Regions from separate parts of the Mus musculus genome. Here regions 1 and 2 are each linked to region 3. A link is a loop called in an ENCODE intact Hi-C map of the cell type or tissue named here. Cell type or tissue: heart. All regions are shown on one strand.

Region 1 (2,500 bases), 71 kb after region 3:
CAGTCAGTACTTAGATATAGAGGCCAGCAATCTTAATCCTACAGAGGGTAAACACAAAAGTTTCAAGGTGTGATTATAATCTCAAAAAAAAAAAAAACAACTATATAGAGATGTTAAAGTTAGGGAAAATGTGAAAAAAAAAGGAGGAAAAAGACACCTGAGGCCATTGAGAAATATGCTGTCATGGTTAGGAGATATTTATATGGAATTTATATGTGCACACATGTACACACATACATACACACATACACATTAGTGCTATCAATAGTTCACTCATGAGTCTTACAACGTATCACTAAGGATAAGAAGGAGCCATCATAGACAGACTTTATGCAGCAGCCCAGTGACTATACTTTCTTTATATTTTCCTTGAAACAAAATTTTGCATATAAGGTCCATACAGGGCTGAGTCGAATAGGACCAAACATCTGGCTCTTTGCAGAAAGGATTTCTAGCCCCTAGTGAGCATGGTGTGCACTACAGTAAATTAGCATGATACGAGATTCAGTTTTGGGTGTGGGCCCATTATCATCCCACCAACAAGGAGGCACCTCTGGTGAGATGAAGGACCTGATACCTGAAGGTCAGGAAGCAGCCACTCAGAGGGAGGACTCCGGAAGGCAGAGGAAGAATTGCAAAAGGAAGGCAGATGAGCATGTGCACTGGGCCTGAGGAAGTGACAGTTACCCTTGTCCATGAAAGGGAAAAGCAGAATAGTAACTGTGCCAGGACCAGAGCTTGGGCATGGAGGTGCAGGTGCTGAGTGCTGTGGGTCGTAGTCAGGGAGGCAAGCACAACTCACAGGCTAGTGAAAGAGTCTGTTTGGTCAAGGCAGTCAAATATGAGGCTTGCCTTAGGTCTAGATCTCTCTCAGACCCCCTCCAGCTTCAGTGTTAGGGTCCAGAAGAGAAGAAGAGAGCCCTACTATCAGGAGTTACCGACAGCCAGACAGAATGTGCTGGGCTTTGCTAGGGCTGTGAAGGATTTATCTTCTACTCTGAGAACCTTCTGCAGAAAACAAATGGGAGCTGACAGTCCAGGTTCTATTGGTTCTAAAGCAAGTGATTAAAGCTCTCCAACAAGTAAGCACATCACCCTTCATAGCAGCCTTGGAGCTCTAGCTTACAATTCTTCTGCATCCCTTGGTGTTGGGAGCTGTGTTCTCTTTTTCTCTATATCTATGTCCAATCTTGTGAACCCTCCAGCCTTATATGTATACCGATCTCACCCAAAAACCTAGAGGACACACACTGAGAAGGTTGCTGACAAAATCTGTGTAGCAGTTACTCCATCTCATAATCCCCCTAAGGGTGTTTGACAAGCTTCTGCCTGATCAGCCAGAGGAAGAGAACTAGGGCCACCTTGTGGCAGGCCTCCTCTTGAAGCTGTCTGGTAGATTTTGCTGAACAGGAAGCATGGGTGGATTCTGTGCTACACTCCACAAAAGTCGACTTTTGACTTAATGAAAACTACTTTCTGAGGAAGAGGCTTCCGGGACCTCTGTTCCCTGCTCTTCCATCTAGTGGTGAAAAATGAAATCAACCACCCACTTGCCACTAATTAAGGGGAAACTGAGGCATGTGCAGTATTGTTAGACTCTCTGGTGTTCTGGGATTGGGGGCAAAACACATGAAACTCAAGAAGGAGAACCAAGTGTGGATACTTCACCCCTCCTTAGAATTGGGAACAAAATACCCATGGAAGGAGTTACAGAGATAAAGATTGGAGCTGAGACGAAAGGATGGACCATCCAGATACTGCTCCACCCAAAAGTCCATCCCATAATCAGCCACCAAACACAGACACTATTGCATATGCCAGCAAGAATTTGCTGAAAGGACCCTGATATAGCTGTCTCTTGTGAGGCTATGCCAGTGCCTGCCTCTGGCAGAAGTGGATGCTCACAGTCATCTATTGGATGGAACACAGGGCCCACAATGGAGGAGCTAGAGAAAGTACCCAAGGAGCTGAAGCCAGGAGAGGCAAGCTAGTAAAGAACATCCCTCCATGGCCTCTGCATCAGCTCCTGTTCCCTGGCCTGTTTGAGTTCCAGTCCTGACTTCCTTTGGTGATGAACAGCAGCATGGAAGTGTAAGCCGAATAAACCCTTTCCTCCCCAACTTGCTTCTTGGTCATGATGTTTGTGCAGGAATAGACACCCTGACTAAGACAAATTGGTACCAGCAGAGTGGGGTATTCCTCTGACAACCTGACCATGTTTTGGGGAGGACTGTGGAAGGACTTTGGAATTTTGGGTTTGAAGATCCATTCGTTGTTAAGAGCTCTGTCAGATGTTGTGTAGGAGCTTGGAAGATAATGTTGAGAACAGTGCAGAAGATGGAGGTCTGGTTTGTGAAATTTCAGAGGGAAAATTAAAGACTCTTTTCAGGGCCATTGCTGTTTTGATTGTGAAGATTCTGTGGTTCTGGTTAGCTGGGGCTGAAGAATCAGCTGTGATTAACAAGACACCAGAACTACTAAAGCAAAAACTTGGCATTAC
Region 2 (2,500 bases), 66 kb before region 3:
GACAGAACCCTGAGATAGCTCTCTCTCTCTCTCTCTCTCTCTCTCTCTCTCTCTCTCTCTCTCTCTCTCTCTCTATTTCTCTTGTCAGACTATGCCAGTGCCTAGCAAATACAGAAGTGGATTCTCACAGTCATCTATTAGATGGAGCACAGGGCCATCTAATAATAATGAAGGAGCTAGAGAAAGTACCCAAGATGCTAAAGTGGTCTGCAACCCTATAGGAGGAACAACAATATGAACTAACCAGTACCTCCCAGAGCTGTGTCTCTAGCTGCATATATAGCTGAGGATGGCCTAGTTGGCCATCAATGAGAGGGGAGGCTCTTGCTCTTGCGAAGATTATATGCCCCAGTACAGGGGAAAGCCAGGGCCAGTAAGTAGGTGTGTATGGGTTTGGGAGCAGGGTGAGGGGAGAGTATAGGGGGCTTTGGGGGATAGCATTTGAAACGTAAATGAAGAAATTATCTAATAAAAAATAAAGACAACCATGTGCTCACATTAAATAAGTAAATAAATCTTTTTTAAAAAAGAAATATAATAGCATTTTCTCAAAAGCCACTGCAAAATGTAGATCAAAGGGGACAGAAAGCATGCAGAGGATATATATATATATACATATATCACATATACATGTGTGTGTGTGTGTGTGTGTGTGTGTGTGTGTGTGTGTGTGTGTATCTCTTATAACTGTATAGGAAGTGCGAGAAACCAAAATACCAGGGATAAAAGCACAAAATTGGAGTTGTAAAATGTTTTTTTGAGTCCCTGGAGACAAGAATGCAGACTACATGATCAGGTGATGGTCAGCAGAGCTTGCAGATGTCTGTTGCTGATGTCTGTGTTGGACTAGGGTCTGATGTCATCCAGAGATAATTTTCTTTCTTGCAGATGAGAGCCCTCTACTGGCCACAGCTAGGTTTGCATAGGACTGCGAATTCCCTCACACTTGGAGAATTTCCCAGATTCCCTCTCCCTGGGATGGCTGAGATCTTTTTTCCCAGTGCAGTGAGAGATCCACAGAATGCAAATTAGTACAAGGTCCATGGCTACGGACTTCCAAGGCGTACCACGGAATAAGCACGCCACTAGCAGGGTGCTGCTACAGATATCATGAGCAGCCCTAGCACCTCAGGATACTGTCTACAGCCACTAAGGGTAACAGGAGGCTTCATAGCCACACCTGGCTCAGGCTCAGCACTGAGACACGCTTTTTATTTTATTTTCTCCCTGAGAATGTCCAAACCTAAGGGCATTCTTCTCCTCTTCTCCCCAAATCCTCCAGCCTGTGTCTGTCTAGTCTTCCTGGGTTCTCTAATACAGTGATTCTCAGCCTTCCTAATGCTGCAACACTTTAACACAGGTCCATTTGCTGTGGTGACCCCAAAACATAAGATTATTTTTGTTGTTCTTTTCATAACTGTGAATTTGCTACTGTTATGAATCAAAACGTAATACCTGTGTTTCCCGATGGTCTTATACAACTCCTGTGAAAGGAACATTCACTCCTCAAAGGGGACAATTGCTATTCTCATGGATTGAGAATGACTGCTCTAGAATTTCACTTACCCAGCGACTGTGGCAGGGCAAATTGAGACAGTTTACACAGCAAAGTACCCTGATCTCAGGATCCTAAGAACGTCCACCTTTAAATAATAAATTCTCTCTGAAATGTGAGCTCCCCATCGCTCTCTGGCCTGACAAAACAATTTGAGGTATCACAGTCTTGGAAAAATCTGCAATGGATTCAAGGCTCATGAGGGCACAGGCTGGCTTTGAAGGTACAACTGTGCCCACCCACCTCAACCAGTGAGACTGAGTCTCCACAGATCAAAGGAAATGCTACAGATCTGAATGAGGGAATGATGGAGCTGGAGGTATTGGAGCACATGAGCAGTAGAAACAAGCAGTTCTCATGTTAGGACTGAAGCAAGCAATACATGAGAAAGATGTCTGTGGGTAGCTTTAGCAAACAAAGGTACTGTTCGGGAATACACATGGTGTTATGTCTTGTGAGTATTAACTTTAGTCATGTAAAAGACATTCCTCCTGAGCCTTTTCCTTTCCACAAAGATAATGTGGAAATGCCAGGGCATTCCTTTCATGTCCTGGCTTTTTTTAATGGCAGACTTTTGGTTTATGTTAAAAATTTCTTTTGGCAAAACAGTCCATGATTTTACAATGTTTTTTTTTAATCACGTACTAGGTGAAAACCATTTCGCTGTGATGAATATGCTATGAGATTCATACAGAAATATCACATGAAAAAGCACAAAAGAACTCACAGTGGAGAGAAGCCTTATCAGTGTGAATACTACTTGCAGGTAAGTCAGACAGTTTGAATTCTCCTACCTTAACTGCAGTGCAAAATCACTAACAAGTTAGGCACCATTTAGTACTAGTATCATTTGAGATTTTTAAGCTCTGATTAGATTTATAATAGAAGCTTGATCAGTGAATTGGTTTAGAATTATTTATATTGTTATTAATTATCTTGTTTCTT
Region 3 (2,500 bases):
TTTCTGATTTCTATCTTGACCCAATTTTATTCACTGGAAATTTTTTCGTTTCCATGTGTTTATAAGCTTTCTGTTGCTTTTGATATCCAGCGTTACTCCACAGTGCTCAGAAAGGATGGAGGTGTTATTTCAATTTTTTGTACATCAGTTGAGAATTCCTTTGTGTCCAAGTATATGATAGGTTTTGAATAATGTTCCATGGGTAACTTAAAGAATGTAGCAGAAAATGTGAACCAAAGACTACCACAACTTGACCACAAATGTGAAGAGATTTCTTTCATTTGAATTGTAATGTAGAACTAAGCTGAATTGCTACTATCTGTGTATATCAATTCTCTGCTTAGATTTTTATCCAGTTTGACTTGGGGGAGCATATGCATTTTTTTAGAAAAGTATTATCTATCCATCCAATTCTTTCTGTAATACACATTCAATAATCTTCAAATCTCAATTATATGACAGACAAGAATTTGGTACAACTCTGGAGAACATCAGAGGAAAATGGCCATGCATCTACTGATTTACCTTTTATATGTTATAGCAAAATGGAAACAAACTTCTGATCACATGTAGAAATTTGTATCCTCTGTATTTGCGCAGCCCAAGGCCACTGTAGTCTTTTCTGACTTTTGTTAAGTCTGCTTTTTAATCATAGGCCCAACTATGCTTGTGAGAGTAATAGAGAAATCCACACAGCAATTAACTCATGTTCAGTCAAACCCTGCAGTTGTCCCATCAAACCCTGCAGGCCATAGAGCTTTGTATGCATCAGGCATTTGTTGTTGCGTTCAGACAACTCTAGCATTTTTCACAAACACTGTGAATTCCTGAGTTGAGACACTGACATTCCAGGTAAGTGATGAGTGTTTCAGACTACTCTGTCTATGAGTGGTTGTTTCACCTTCTCTGAAAGTGCTTCTGTCTGTCTTGGGCTGCGTTTCTAACAAGACAGACACAGACAGGTACGCACTGCTTGATGCTCTCTCTACAGATGCAGAATCTGATGTAGGACTGTGAGACACTGTAGCTCTCCCCACTGACTTCATCTTGCCATAATTGTGTTCTCTAACAATTGTTAACTCTAGAGAACCAGACATCCTGTGAGTCTTGGCATTGTCAGAGAAGTCTCATGCTTCCTGTATGACTCAGCCTAGTCCTTGCGTCTGGTCAGTCTCTAGATGTTTTCCTGTCTGTAGTTGTGAAGCTGGCTTGTGACGTCTGCTCTGTGGGCCAGGCCGAGGCTTCAGGAAAGAACTAGCAGTGCTCCAGGAAGGAAAAGGTGGAGCCACAGGCTGCTCTCCTCATGCACCACTAGCCTCCTCTGTCAGTTGCTCTTCAGAGGCCCTGGACAACAAAGTTCTGGTTTCTATCTGTGAACAGAAGCTGCAGCACTTCAGGTGAGAGCAGAGAAAAGCAAGGTACACAGGCCCCCTACCTGCTAACTCATTTTCAACAAACTTCCTCACAGCTCTACTCTGGTTACCTGAGACATCTCCTATTTCGTAGGTTTTATTCACTGTTTTGTTTTTGCTTTGTTTTCTTGTTTGTCTGTCTCTTAATTTTTTTTTTTTTTTTTTTTTGGTTTTTTTCGAGACAGGGTTTCTCTGTGTAGCCCTGGCTGTCCTGGCACTCACTTTGTAGACCAGGCTGGCCTCGAACTCAGAAATCCGCCTGCCTCTGCCTCCCGAGTGCTGGGATTAAAGGCGTGCGCCACCACGCCCGGCTTCTTAATTTTTTATGATGATAATAGGATTACATTTTTTTCTCCTCCTTTTTCTGCCTCACATTCTCAGACATGCCTTTTCTGATACTTTTTAAATTCTGTTCTCTTTTTTTACTCATTGTTATTACATACATACATGCACATACATATATATTGCTAAATAGAGCTTAGACAGTATGTATAACATTACTTGCATTTACCTTTTGGGTCTGACCATAGTATTGGACAACAACTCATTGTCTATGTTTTGGGAACCCAAATAGTGCTGTCTTCCTGCTCATCCTCTGCTTGGGAATGATGTCAGCTGCTCCATCCCCTGATCCAAGTTTGGATAATGAGTGGAAAGAATGGAAGACAACATTTGCAAAAGCCTACAGTCTGGTTGGTAAAATGGGCACAGTCTAGAGGGATCTCAGAAAGAAGGACTCTTGCTGTTGGGAGTCTGTGGGCATAAATATGGCCATAAAGACAAGCCATCACTAAGGACTTGCCTAAAGACATGCATTATGAACCCATACTGGGTAAGGAGAATGGCTGACAACAGTGTCATGAGACCACATGCTTTGGCTCTTCTTTCTCTACATACCATTTCCTCAGCTTGTGTGTGGTGTTAAGATGAGAAATGCTATCTGTTGTACTCATTTTCAGGATGAAGAAAGACACAGAAGACTCATGTGGGAGGAGAATAAGAAGAAAATTGAGGCACACAATGCAGACTATGAGCGGGGCAAGACCAGCTTCTACATGGGCCTGAATCAATTTAGTGACTTGGTGAGT

What was found. Peaks named below come from ENCODE experiments on the same cell type or tissue, not always from the same donor. Only the 100,000 strongest peaks of a DNase experiment are listed, where the experiment ranks them.
Region 1: it touches region 3 in a loop (5-fold over the local background); 3 of 42 quality-filtered maps call a loop at or near these places.
Region 2: a loop joins it to region 3, with 11 times the contacts of the local background. A loop is called at or near these places in 2 of 42 quality-filtered maps.

What each region holds. Positions count from the first base shown.
Region 1 is chr13:60,825,113-60,827,612 of GRCm38, reverse strand. No RefSeq gene overlaps it. Among named protein-coding and RNA genes, the nearest start is that of Ctsll3, 24 kb to the right of the region's middle. In heart, a CTCF peak has its summit at 1,380 (motif pointing left); a DNase peak (open chromatin) is centred at 1,372.
Region 2 is chr13:60,962,638-60,965,137 of GRCm38, reverse strand. Gm40976 (a long non-coding RNA gene) reads left to right here and starts at 2,210. Exons shown (of 3, transcript XR_873564.1): 1 at 2,210-2,321. In heart, CTCF peaks have their summits at 768 and 967; no DNase peak of the experiment used is centred here.
Region 3 is chr13:60,896,232-60,898,731 of GRCm38, reverse strand. Ctla2b (cytotoxic T lymphocyte-associated protein 2 beta) reads left to right here and starts at 1,285. Exons shown (of 5, transcript NM_007797.1): 1 at 1,285-1,397; 2 at 1,987-2,104; 3 at 2,372-2,494. The coding sequence starts at 2,018. In heart, no CTCF peak of the experiment used is centred here; a DNase peak (open chromatin) is centred at 1,211.